Regions from separate parts of the Homo sapiens genome. Here regions 1, 2 and 3 are each linked to region 4. A link is a contact called in ENCODE Hi-C or POLR2A ChIA-PET data. All regions are on one chromosome and are shown on one strand. Each heading gives the region's core, a stretch centred on a gene start or an enhancer-like site at or near the end of the contact. The rest is flanking DNA. Distances are from core to core; before and after follow the strand shown. Region 1 overlaps LOC107986081 (a long non-coding RNA gene). Region 2 holds the start of SEC22C (SEC22 homolog C, vesicle trafficking protein). Region 3 holds the start of TOPAZ1 (testis and ovary specific TOPAZ 1). Region 4 holds the start of SNRK (SNF related kinase).

Evidence for each region. Hi-C counts contacts between places; a loop is a spot of excess contacts on that map. ChIA-PET counts read pairs that join two places held with the same protein, here RNA polymerase II (POLR2A). Pooled maps may share reads with other maps.
Region 1: a pooled map shows a loop between it and region 4 (5-fold over the local background). The contact joins the enhancer-like site here to the promoter of SNRK in region 4. A Hi-C loop is called at or near these places in 3 of 37 single-sample maps with no recorded cell type and 3 of 50 pooled maps. POLR2A ChIA-PET finds 5 or more read pairs at or near these places in 1 of 52 experiments (PC-9).
Region 2: a pooled map shows a loop between it and region 4 (7-fold over the local background). The contact joins the promoter of SEC22C here to the promoter of SNRK in region 4. A Hi-C loop is called at or near these places in 1 of 168 maps with a recorded cell type or tissue (CD8-positive, alpha-beta T cell), 2 of 37 single-sample maps with no recorded cell type and 12 of 50 pooled maps. POLR2A ChIA-PET finds 5 or more read pairs at or near these places in 2 of 52 experiments (IMR-90 and activated B cell).
Region 3: a map of endothelial cell of umbilical vein shows a loop between it and region 4 (5-fold over the local background). The contact joins the promoter of TOPAZ1 here to the promoter of SNRK in region 4. A Hi-C loop is called at or near these places in 1 of 168 maps with a recorded cell type or tissue (endothelial cell of umbilical vein) and 2 of 50 pooled maps.

Annotation. Positions count from the first base shown.
Region 1 is chr3:43,892,625-43,895,324 of GRCh38, forward strand. All of the region lies in intron 1 of LOC107986081 (a long non-coding RNA gene), which reads right to left. Among named protein-coding and RNA genes, the nearest start is that of ABHD5, 200 kb to the left of the region's middle. Within about 2 kb of position 1,312, at least 7 of the 41 ENCODE cell types and tissues checked have a DNase peak (open chromatin) inside an H3K27ac peak, as active enhancers do.
Region 2 is chr3:42,580,560-42,583,259 of GRCh38, forward strand. It overlaps SEC22C (SEC22 homolog C, vesicle trafficking protein), which reads right to left and starts at 1,408. Exons shown (of 7, transcript NM_032970.4): 1 at 1,287-1,408. It also overlaps a transcript of SS18L2 not described here. RefSeq lists enhancers at 875-1,701, 1,694-1,823 and a silencer at 1,164-1,493.
Region 3 is chr3:44,240,523-44,243,222 of GRCh38, forward strand. It overlaps TOPAZ1 (testis and ovary specific TOPAZ 1), which reads left to right and starts at 1,364. Exons shown (of 20, transcript NM_001145030.2): 1 at 1,364-1,877; 2 at 2,331-2,700. The coding sequence starts at 1,532.
Region 4 is chr3:43,285,195-43,287,894 of GRCh38, forward strand. It overlaps SNRK (SNF related kinase), which reads left to right and starts at 1,346. Exons shown (of 7, transcript NM_017719.5): 1 at 1,346-1,481. RefSeq lists an enhancer at 1,086-1,586 and silencers at 1,191-1,590, 1,831-1,880.

The DNA of each region.
Region 1 (2,700 bases), core at 62-2,561, 610 kb after region 4:
GCAGGTCTCCACATGCACACACAAAGCTGTTTAGAACGTCAAGAAAATCAGTCATTCACACAGCTGCGCTGCTCATGCGTGACAGGCTGACTTTAAATATTTGTCACTCCAACTAGCTGACATAGGGGGAGGGGAAGCTGGTAGAATGAAAGGGGAAGAAAATTAACAGAAACCCTAATTGCCCAGGTTTGCTGCCTTGAATATTTCTGCAGTAGCTCTGCGGCAAGCAGCACCATCAACGTTTTCAGACCTGACAATGGGAAAGTTGCCACGGAGTCAAAGACCCAGCCAAAGAGGCAATTAATACCTCCTTTTTTATTTTAGAGACATCATCTATCTCTCTGCCCTGAAAAAAAAAAATGGCTTGAGAATTCTTTCCTAGTTCCTTTTTCCAAAGTGCCCTTATTTTACCACGTCCTTTGCTGAGTCTTGTGCAGTCCTGGGAGCATCTGAATAAACTGAATTTCCCAAATGTTTCAAGTATCTGCAATCATATAAAGTCTTTCTCTTGAAACTTGGCACAGTCTAATGAAATAACTGAGGTATTTTTTTTGAAGGCTGTATTTTGTTTATTAAGAAAGATTGCCTGGAGCAATAACACCCAGAATTGAGAAAGAAAACGGGCACACTTATTCTACTTGGAGGTGAGTGTACTGAGCCCACCCTTCTAGATAATAGTTTGACCCCTTTAAAAGTGTGATGATCTTTGACCTGGCAATCCCATTTGTCCCAAGGAAATAGTGTGTATAAAAAATTGCTGCATTCTGGTGTCCATCATTTATAATAGCAAAAGTTGGGGAGCAACTGAAAAGTCAAAAAATAAGGCTAGTGACAAGTTAAGTCATGGCAAATTTGTATAATGAAATACGGTGTAGTCATTAAAAACATTTGTAGTAGAATATTTGATATGGGGAAATGTTCGTGATGCATTATTAAATATAAAAATTATAAAACACCATGTACATTATGATACTGTTTTAAATTTCTTTTAATCAATTTTGTGATAGTATATGCTTAGAAAAAAATCACTAGATTTTCAACAACGTATAGTATTATGGGGTGGAGAGCTGAGATTATGGGGAACTTTTAGTTTCTTCTTTGTCCTTTCCTGTATTTTCCTACTATAATGCATCACTTAAAGTCAGGGAAAAAAAATCAGAAGTGTGATCAAAGCTTATGTTTTGTCACATTTAAAAGATGCTACGAATCAGTTTAACATGCCAGTGCCCTTTATTTGATAAAGTACCATGTGTGAGATCCCACTTTGCCACGCCAAAGTCAATGACTCTGATGTTTTCCGTGCCGCTGAGTCACACGGTAGGCTACCTCTGGGTTTTCGATGAACTGAACTGTTATTTCAGAGGGAGGGAGGCGAAAAGGATTCATTATTCAATGCGTTTCAAACCGGAGTCCAGGGGGGCGGGGGGGGGCGGGCCTGCGTTTAAAAAATAACGCGTAATGGAGTTAAGATGCAGATTCTGGAGCCAGACTGTCTGAGTTCAAAGGCTCCTAATAGCTGGGCTCCTTAACCTCTCTGTGCCTCACTTCCTCGTCCGGAAATTGAAGCTAATAAGAGCACTGACTTCCCTGGGCGGCGGTTGAAGGCTACCTGTGTGGATCTGGGCACAGCGAAGAGCGGAGCCTTAACAGGGTGAGCACGCCGGTTGCGCGCTCTCCAGAGCAGCCCAGCATCTCCCGCCAGCCTCGCTGCCCGCTCCGCCCCGGCGCAGGGGCCCCAAGCCCACAGGCAACGCCAGCGCGCTCCCAACCGCTGGAGACAGAAACAATGTGCGCGCGCACACGGCCCACGTGCACGCGCGCACGCCCACGCGGCATACAGGCGCGCACGTGCACACGCGCGCCTGCACAGCTCTGCGGCTCTGCTCCGGCCCCACAGGCCCATCTTAAAGTGTTTCGTGCTCTAACTTACCAAACACGTGGCAGCCGGCAGAACGAAAAGGAAAATAAATGAACTGCGACGAAATAAAGCAGGCCTTTCCGCAGTCGGCCACGTCCAACAGCCACTTGGTTCCTAGCGCTTTCTCGTTACCCGGCTTGGGCAAAGCCAGGGAAGAAGGGGATAGGACATAGGGATGGGTTAACAAAGCGGGAGCAACAGACCAAAGTAACCTCCTTGTATTGCCCCCCACCCCTCATCCCCTGGGGACACCGGCCTGGCTCCCGTGGGACCAGCATCGCCATCCCTGTCCCCTGTACGAGACTCTCCGCTGGGCCGAGGGCCGGGCTTGTGTTTGGGAAGGTGGGTGCCAGGGCCCGTGCTCAGCGACCTTCCAGAGCAACTGCATCAAATGATGCTGGCTTTCTTCCCAGCCAGTCCCCAGCCACACCCATAGGGGACAGCAGTGGCAGCCCGGGACTCTATTTCCTGCCTACCCCTGGACAGGAAAGCCACCCGCAGGCGCCTTCACCTTGGTCCACGTCTCACTCGGATGATTCAACAAGGCTCTTTGGGAAAAAAAATTGAATTCGCCATTGAGAACACACATAAGAAACCAATAATCATTTTTGGTTTTTATGATGGAAACAGGCACAAAAATCACAATTTTATATAGGTTCAAGACTGCTTCCTCTCAGCAGCCCAGAGCTCTTTAAAGTAAAAATAAAAATAATCTTTCAGGTTTTTTTCTTGTGTATCTTATGGAATGTATATTAAAGTCCTGAATGCTAAAACTCCATTGA
Region 2 (2,700 bases), core at 158-2,657, 700 kb before region 4:
CTAAGAGGGGTAGGGAACTAAACTTGATAGGACCTTTTACACTGATAATGTTATTAAATGCTTGTAACTATAAGGTAGACATAATCTATACCGGATAGGTGGGAAAACTGCAGCTGTAAGGCTCAAGAGGTAAAGCTAGATTCAACCCAGACTTCCTTACTTCAAATATTCTAAAGCCTAGGATCTTTCCACCACATCCTTCTTCTACAAATCCAACTTTGGGAATTACAGCTACTCCCTTTCTCTAAAATAATTTCTTCTCCTTAGAGCACTAATAAGCTAATCAGAGACCTGTTGGTAGAGGAAGGAGCCTGAGATTACACTTGTTACAACTGCTCTTTATCCACTGTATTACCTTGAAGTCAGGTTGTCCTCTCTATGATCATGTTACTTTTTGAATTTAGTTGATTTCTAAGTTATTCTAAGAATAAAAAACACTGACTCCAAGATGGCTTCTGTTGCAAATGCAAACACTTAAATCAGAGCTATTAACATTGTCCAAAATGTACTTTCCAGAGGAAACACTATTTGTTTATTTAATTCTATCTGGCAACGTTAAACCATTTCCAGTTGCTTCCATTTTTCATTTTACTAAAATTATCTTTAGTGGGATCAACTCTTCTCTGCAAAATGTAATTAAATATTACCCTATATGTTGGTTCTGAGCTGTATTTTTTTCTGACCATGTCACAAATTTCACCAATTACTTTTCACACTGGCAATAGTCTTCCGTGGCTTTTATTTCTACAAACCTAATTTTTCCCCGAGTGCTTTATCCTTCTGGCTCTGGAGGTACATGTGTAAATCTGTAATGAACACAAAACCTGTAATGGAACGTCCTACACCTAGTGCTCTGAAAAGTTGGTTCAGTGTATCCAATATTTAAAGTCTAATAACACGGGCATGCTAAGGGAAGTTTGCTATTCAGATTAAACAATGCTCTGACGTGAGCTTCGTGAATGGTTAAAGAAACAATCGTCCCCTTTCTCACTCCCCATCTCTTCCAACTGGGAGAAGCCCTTGGCGCCCATCTGTCAGCCCAGGGTTCCTGCAGGCGCGTGCCTTGGGTGGCCCCGGGGTCCGGGAACAGGCTGACGGGAGAAAGGGGACAGAGGACTCCAAGAAGCCCAGTGAAGCCCCGTGGGGAGCCCCATGGTCAAGGCCGGGACTGAGGGCCGGGTGGGCCCTGGGCCGCCTCCACCTCTGGGCCCGCCCTGCGCCACACCCTAACCCGCCTGCTCTTGGCTAACGGGCCGCGGCACCCGCCTCCGCCCGCCAGCCCTCACCTCGCCCGGACGGCGGCCTTCGGAAGTCGGCGCCTGCCAGCTACCCGCCGCCTCCTCAGCAATCTTAGCCGACCGGGAGGGCTCGGCCCAGGTCACCGGCAGCCCAGGCGCAGGTAGGCCGTGGTGCGCGTGCGCGAGTCTTGAGCCACCCCACCTCCCCCCTACCCCGCATTCGCTGCTGCTAAGCGACACCCGCACCCAAACCGACCAATCCCGGCGCGCCTCCACAGCCCCCGTCCCGGCGAAGGCGCGAACGTAGTGGTTCTTAAAGGGCTGCGACCCAAACGGAGAGGGAGTGTGACGGGGGCGCGCGCCTCCCAACTTTCTTCCCACCTCCCGGCTCTCACCGCGGCGGTTTGAGATCCAAGCCTGTAATTCTCACGTCCGGAGGTGAGAAGGAGCCTTCGTGATCTAAGCTCGATTCCTGCCGGGGTAGCAACCGGACTGACGTCTGGAGGCGGGGAGGCTCCGCGTGACAGAGTGATAACGCCCGGGGCGTATGTTCTGCGGTCCGCGCGGCTGGGCGGGAGGCCCGAGATAGGCAAACCAAAGAGCACAACCTACTGCCAGCCTGGATGGGGCGCCAAAGTCCGACCCAGGGGGACACACCCCAAGCTGGGGACCGAGGCACCCACAGATGGATGACTGGCTGGAAGGAGATTAGGTAGGTAGCAGAGTCCGTCCATTTATTCATTTAGCAAGTATTGAGCACCTGCTATGTGCCAGGGGTTGTGGACAAAGCGAGGAATTCCTGACACGAAAAACTATGTTAAGAGAGGAGGCAGGGTGAGAGCACCCTTCAAACAATCAAACACCTGTATAAATACAAACTGCTCTTCAGGGAGGAGCAGGGGTTTTGGGAGAATTTACAGAAGCTTCTAGGCTGGTGTTGGGAATCACAGGAGGCTAACTAGGCAAAGGGGAGAGGAAGTGTGTTTCAGATGGAGAGATTAGCATGTATATAAGAACTCTGTGGAAGGCAGCAGAGCTCCTTTGAGGGATGAAAAGAAACCCAGAAAGGGGGAAATGGAAAGTTAGTGCTTAATAGGTACAGAATTTCAGCTGGAGAAGATGAAACAGTTCTGGAAATGGATAGTAGTGATGATCACACAACAATGTGAATGTACCAAATGCCACAGATCTGCACACTTAAAAATGGTTATGTACATTTTACCACAAAAAGAAAAGAAACTCAGAGTTTAGAGAATAAAGGAGTGGAGTGAGATCCACTAGAGCGAATAGAAGGGGCAGGACCATGTAGGATTTTATGGACCATAGTGGAAAGTTTAGGACCATAGAACACTGGTCAAAATTGCATTTTATAAAACTCACTTTGGCTGCTAAAGTGCAGATCAAAATGGAGAAGTCTCAACAGAGCTATGGTGGGACTGGCCTGGGAGCCAGTGCAGTCATC
Region 3 (2,700 bases), core at 114-2,613, 960 kb after region 4:
AGGGGAAATATGTAGTTTACCAGGCAGACAAGCAAAGGAAGACTTTCCAGGACTGTCAGGTACAGAAGCACAAGCATAACAAAAGTATATGAAATCTGGGGAACTTCAGGTAGTAGTCCAACGTGGCTTATGGGCAGGCTATGTGTGGTGATAAGAGATAATTTTCAAAAAAGAGAAAATAATGGCTGTCATGGATGAACATGTATTAAAGATTATATTCTCCCATCAGGCAGATTTTATAAACATTGGTTCAAAGGGTAAGTCCAAACAACAAACATTCTAGACCAGGAATGAAGTGAATGTGGAAATGGAGGCAAAACTAGCTTCTTCCACAGTGAAAATGGGAAGTCAATTAAACTTCTATTGGACAGAATTTGGATTTCTATAGACCGTTATTTTGTGTTGCTATCGCTTATCTATAATTTACAGAGTTGTAAAATAACTCCCATAGAATCAGAATCAGATAATTCAGAAGGGTGACTTCTATGTAGTTTTCCATCAAAGCACAACTTTTACCCTACAGTGGCAGTAAGAGAAAACTAGTTAATTTTTCAGAGGCCACATCAGATAGGGTCACAGATACCACACCAGAGTTTGGATTTCTGTTAGTTTTAGTCTTTGAGCAAAAGAAGTTCATGAAGGGTCAAACTGAGAAGTGCTAGGATCTCCTGTCATCGGAGAGGCATGGCCTGGCAAGGAGGTGGACGTTTGACTGGAATAGCTCAAGGATGGATTCAGAGGCTTGATGCAGTAGGTCAGTCAAGAAAGTCTGAGGGCCAGAGCCACGGTAATGGCAAACGGGAGAGTGGCTGACAAACAAAATACAGTCAAGTAGATCTAGTGAAAGTGGATGTGAGGGATGAAGTAGAAAGAAGGTTGTCTCTGATGGTTTCTAGGTTTCTGGCTTAAACAATTAGGCGCATGGTGGCGCATCCACCTATGTGAAAGGAGCAAGCTTGTGAGGAGCGATGAGCTGGTTTGCCCATCTGAGTGTGAGGTGCCTGTGGAATATGGAATATCCGGGTGAATATATCAGGAAGACAGTTAGACAGGGGCTTCTAGGAGACTTGGTGTGGAGTTACAAGCCACTGACAGTGGCCTTTGCGAGCAGCCAAGGCGCGAAGAGCAGCAGCTGGGAGAATGAGCCCTGAACGGTTCCAGGAAGCTCAGCCTAGTGGAAGGGCCAACGGAGGCCTGTTATGTGATGAGCCCCACTACAGTCCCTCGCAATGCAATCGGGCGCGGCCACTGCCTCCCTCGGAGCTCCGCGAGAGGCCCTCCAAAAAGACGCTGGCACGGAACTCGCGGCTCTCCTGCCCGTTGGATCCCGAAGCACCAGTCGGGGCCCCAGACACGAGGCCCCACTTCCGCTTACGCGCCCCACTTCCGCTTCCGGCCCCGGGCTGTGGTGACTGGCGGTGTGGGGTGGGTCAGAGGGCAGTAGGTACCTCCAGGCGGGAGCAGCGTTTGCACCGCGGTGGGTTCCTGCGAGCTGGTGCAGAGGGGCCCCAGCGGGCCGGCCCCGGGGCACATGCGACGACCTCCACCCCTGGGCCCCACGACGGCCTCAGGGCCTGAAGGCAATGTGCGAAACCTGCAGAAGCGGCAGGCGCCAGGGCCAGGCGCGGCGGGAGGCTGTGGCCCTGAGGCCGGGGGGTGCCGGGAAAATAAGCAAAAGAGGAGAATGGTGGCCCGGGCCACCCCTGGGAGAGGCGAGGTGGAAAGTGATAAGTCGGTTGCAGCATCAGGGGCTGGAAAGGCCGCAAGGCGTCAGGTGGAGGGGCGCAGGGGCCCGGTGAGCCCGTCAGACTCGTCAGACCCGCGAGGCCTAGAAGCAGCAAAGGAGGCTGAACTCCCCTTGCAAACGGAAAGACACAGTAAGAAAGCATCCACGATCACTTACCTTTAGCCCTTGTACCTCAGCGTGCTCCATCTTTGTTTTACCACTAGTCTTTAACTTGAACCTGCATGGTTATTTCTGATGCACATAGTTGACCAGGAGATGGGAAAAATGGATTTCCTTAAAAGGGGTGTTCCCTGTTAGGAATCCTTGGTCAGAATTATGATAGGAGGAATTCCTACTTGTGGTCCATTTTGGCTAGTATGAGATGACGATGTTATAAGGGTTATTCAGTTGCCTTAGAATTTATACAGGTTTATATGTAATTCCTTAACAGAAATTAAGGCTTTCATTTAAAAACAAATGTGTATTTACATACAGCTGTTCAGGGAAATAAAAATGATAGCCTCACAATTTTTAATTTCAATGATAATTGCATTTTCCTCCTCAATATAAAATCTTTTCTGATATATTTTGTTGTTTTGATCAGCCAAGGAAAAAAGAAAAGTTACTGAAGCCTCAAGTGATGATCCACAGCCAGGGCTTGACTTGGTAAGAAAGGAATCATTAACCAGTTCGGAATCTTTCCAAACAGTGGAATGCTTGCAGTCTTTGGGTAAGGAAAGTATAATAGAAGGTATTAAAAGAAGAATTCGAAATAAAAAACTTAAAAGCTTAGAAAACCCACCTCTCAAAATAACCGAAAATGAGGCTACACAAAATATTAAGGTTGAATTCCAAGATGAACTGTACAAGAATACTCCAAAATATTCTTGTAATATCTTGTCACCTGAAGTAGAAAATAATTCCGTTTTAAAATTACGTGATTGCAATTGTTTCCCCCATTCCAAGGGTTGTAA
Region 4 (2,700 bases), core at 96-2,595:
TTGCTTAATATGCTGCTACAGTTACGATTTCCATGTCAAAATGAGATGACTCTTTTATGGTCTTTTCAGGTCAGAGTGATCCCAGGTGGGACCCTAAGGCGCAGAGGCCTAATCTGAGGCTTTCCCTGGTGCTCTCCCACCACCTGATGCAAGGGTATTAGGGTAACTGGGAGTCCCCTTGATCAGAAAACCCTATGTTATTACCCTAAGAATCAAACTGTTTGCACCTCCCAACAATCCACTCCTGCTTCCCAATCATCTTCAGACATGCAAAGTTGATGCATAGAAGCTAAAAGGCTTTTGACATTTGCAGGTCAACAGAGATTTGCTAAAACCATCTAGATTTCTCTTCGCAGTCCAGTCAATTCAACCAAGCCTGCAGCATCTCCGCAGCTCTTCTGGCTTGTGTCCTTCCTTGCTAGGGGTCCTTTCTTGGGGAAGGGTGGACACAACGTGGGAACAGAAGGGGAAAAGCAGGTTGAAGAAATCTGGCGTCTGGTTTGTTGGTGTTCCCTTCCAGGAACCCTGAAGAGCTGGTCTCTATTGCATGCCATGCTTCCAGGGGTGGGAGTCGGGAGTCCCCTCCCACCCTCTGCGGCCATCCCTAAGCTCCCTTCCAGAGCAACCTGGCCTGGCGACCATACCACTGAACCATCAAGGGCTATGGTTAATGCCCGGCGTGTTTTGAATCTCTGACTTCACGTGCTTTGATGTGTCCCCACGACCGTTTACTTTTCTATGCTGTTGCCAGAGGCTGCCTAGCAGGGCCTGTGTCTCCCGCTGACCTTTAAGGCCAGCACTGCATTCAGATGTTGGGCTTTTCCAATTTTGCTTAAATAACAACAAAATCAACCGAATTTTTTCAAATTAGAGTCCCAGGGAGAAGAAACTACAGAGAAAAAAATCATATTATGTATATATATGTATATACATATGTGCATGTGTGTATGTATATGTATTTTTACAATTTTTTTATCCTTGTTTAAACCTGGGCGGGAACCAAAGAGTAAAGCGCGTGCGGCTCCCTGCCCCCTGCCGCCAAGACGCAGTCCTGTACAGACGCGGTCCCTTCCCTCCGATTTCCCCTGACAGCTCGCGCTACTTTTTCCCGGCCATTGTTCCGTGTCCCTGGTGCTTCCTCCTCCCCCGTCCTCCATCCTCCTTGGGCGCCTTGCCCGCTTTGTCCCGCCAGCCGCCTCAGCCCCGACTCGCCGGGGTCAGAAAGCCGCCAGGATGCCCTCCAGCAGCCCGCGCGCCGGCCGCAGGTGCGCGCCGCCCCGCCCTGCCCTTCCCGCGGCCCCGCCCCAGCGCTGACGTCACAGTGACGCGCAGCCCGCGCAGGCGCAGCTACCCGGCACCCCCTCCCCGCGGCCGGCAGCCCGCTCGGTATTATGATTAGCGCTGGGTGCGGGGTTTCGGCGGCCGGGAGGGAGTTGTCGGCGCCGCGGCCGCTGCGGACGGACGCTCGCCTGCCGGCTGAGGTAGGGGCGAGCGCGGAGCGCGGCGGGGCGCGGCGGCCGTAGGCAGGGGTGCGGGGCCGGCCTCCGCCGCCTCAGTAGCCTCCGCTGTTGCCGGGCTGGGCGCCCGGGCCGGGGCGCTCGCCGCAGGCGGAAAGTAAGTTGCGCTCTCGGCGCCGGCCGCAGCGCGCGGCCCGGGAGGACGCGGGGCCCGGGCTGCGGTGGCCCGGACCCCGCGGCGCGGCCTGGCGGCGGGGCGGCGGCGGGGCCCGGCGGGAGCCGTCACTGCGGCGGCGGCCGCGGTCGCCTGGAGGCCCTGCCCTTGCGGCCGCGGCGGGATTGCGGCACCTCGGAAGGCGCCCGCATCCCCGCGCCCCGCCCCGGAGCGGGCCGAGTGCGGCGCCCGCGGGGCCCCGCGCCCTGGGCGCTTGGTAGGGTGTGTGTTCTTTGAATGCGTTTTCCCCTTTCAGAAGACTGTAGAAATCCGGCCTCAGCAAAAGGGTTCCGTGGTCAAACTGCTTTACAATAGAGTGGGGATGTTGTCTGTAGAGAAAGGGCAAAGGGGTAAGGAAAGAGGAGCAGTGCCATTCCCGAGGGAGAGCTAGAATTTTTGCAGACTGGGAGACTGGGAAATCTACGTTCTTTTCCATAGTCATCGCCTGTTGATTTCTTTCTGGTCCATTTTACAGGGACCTTCCTGCCTTTTACTTGGACTTGGGTTGCAGGAAAGTGGCAGCCTTTTATCTTCGGGGTTCTTGGAGCTGTGCTATTTGTAACTGTTGGATCGCATACAGTCCAGTAGTTTCATAGGGAGTTTCAGGCTTTGGGGAGAATTTAGCAGTGGAGTTCCTAAATCTATAGAGGTCTGAGGATATGGGACCTTTCAAACTGTCATGTTACTTTCCACCCCCCTTCCCTTTAATTATGTGCATTCTTAAAGTCTTAGGAACCGTGGTAAAGTTGACTTAATGCCTTAAACATTTTGTCAGGTTTTAAGGTGAAGCATGGCTTGCAAGTGTTGGACATCCTGTTGAATCTCCACCAAGTTCCTATCAAACATGAAATGCCTGAGTTTGGGCTCCTTGTATGGGATTGGAGCACTATGTCCCAAACCAGTCTTTAACTTATCAGAATATATACAGCAGTGTACTTTAAAGCCCGGGTTGTCAAGGCTTATGTAATCAGTTTGTTAATTTATAATCTCGTTACATTGCTTTCCAGATTTATAAAATAATTCCCTTAA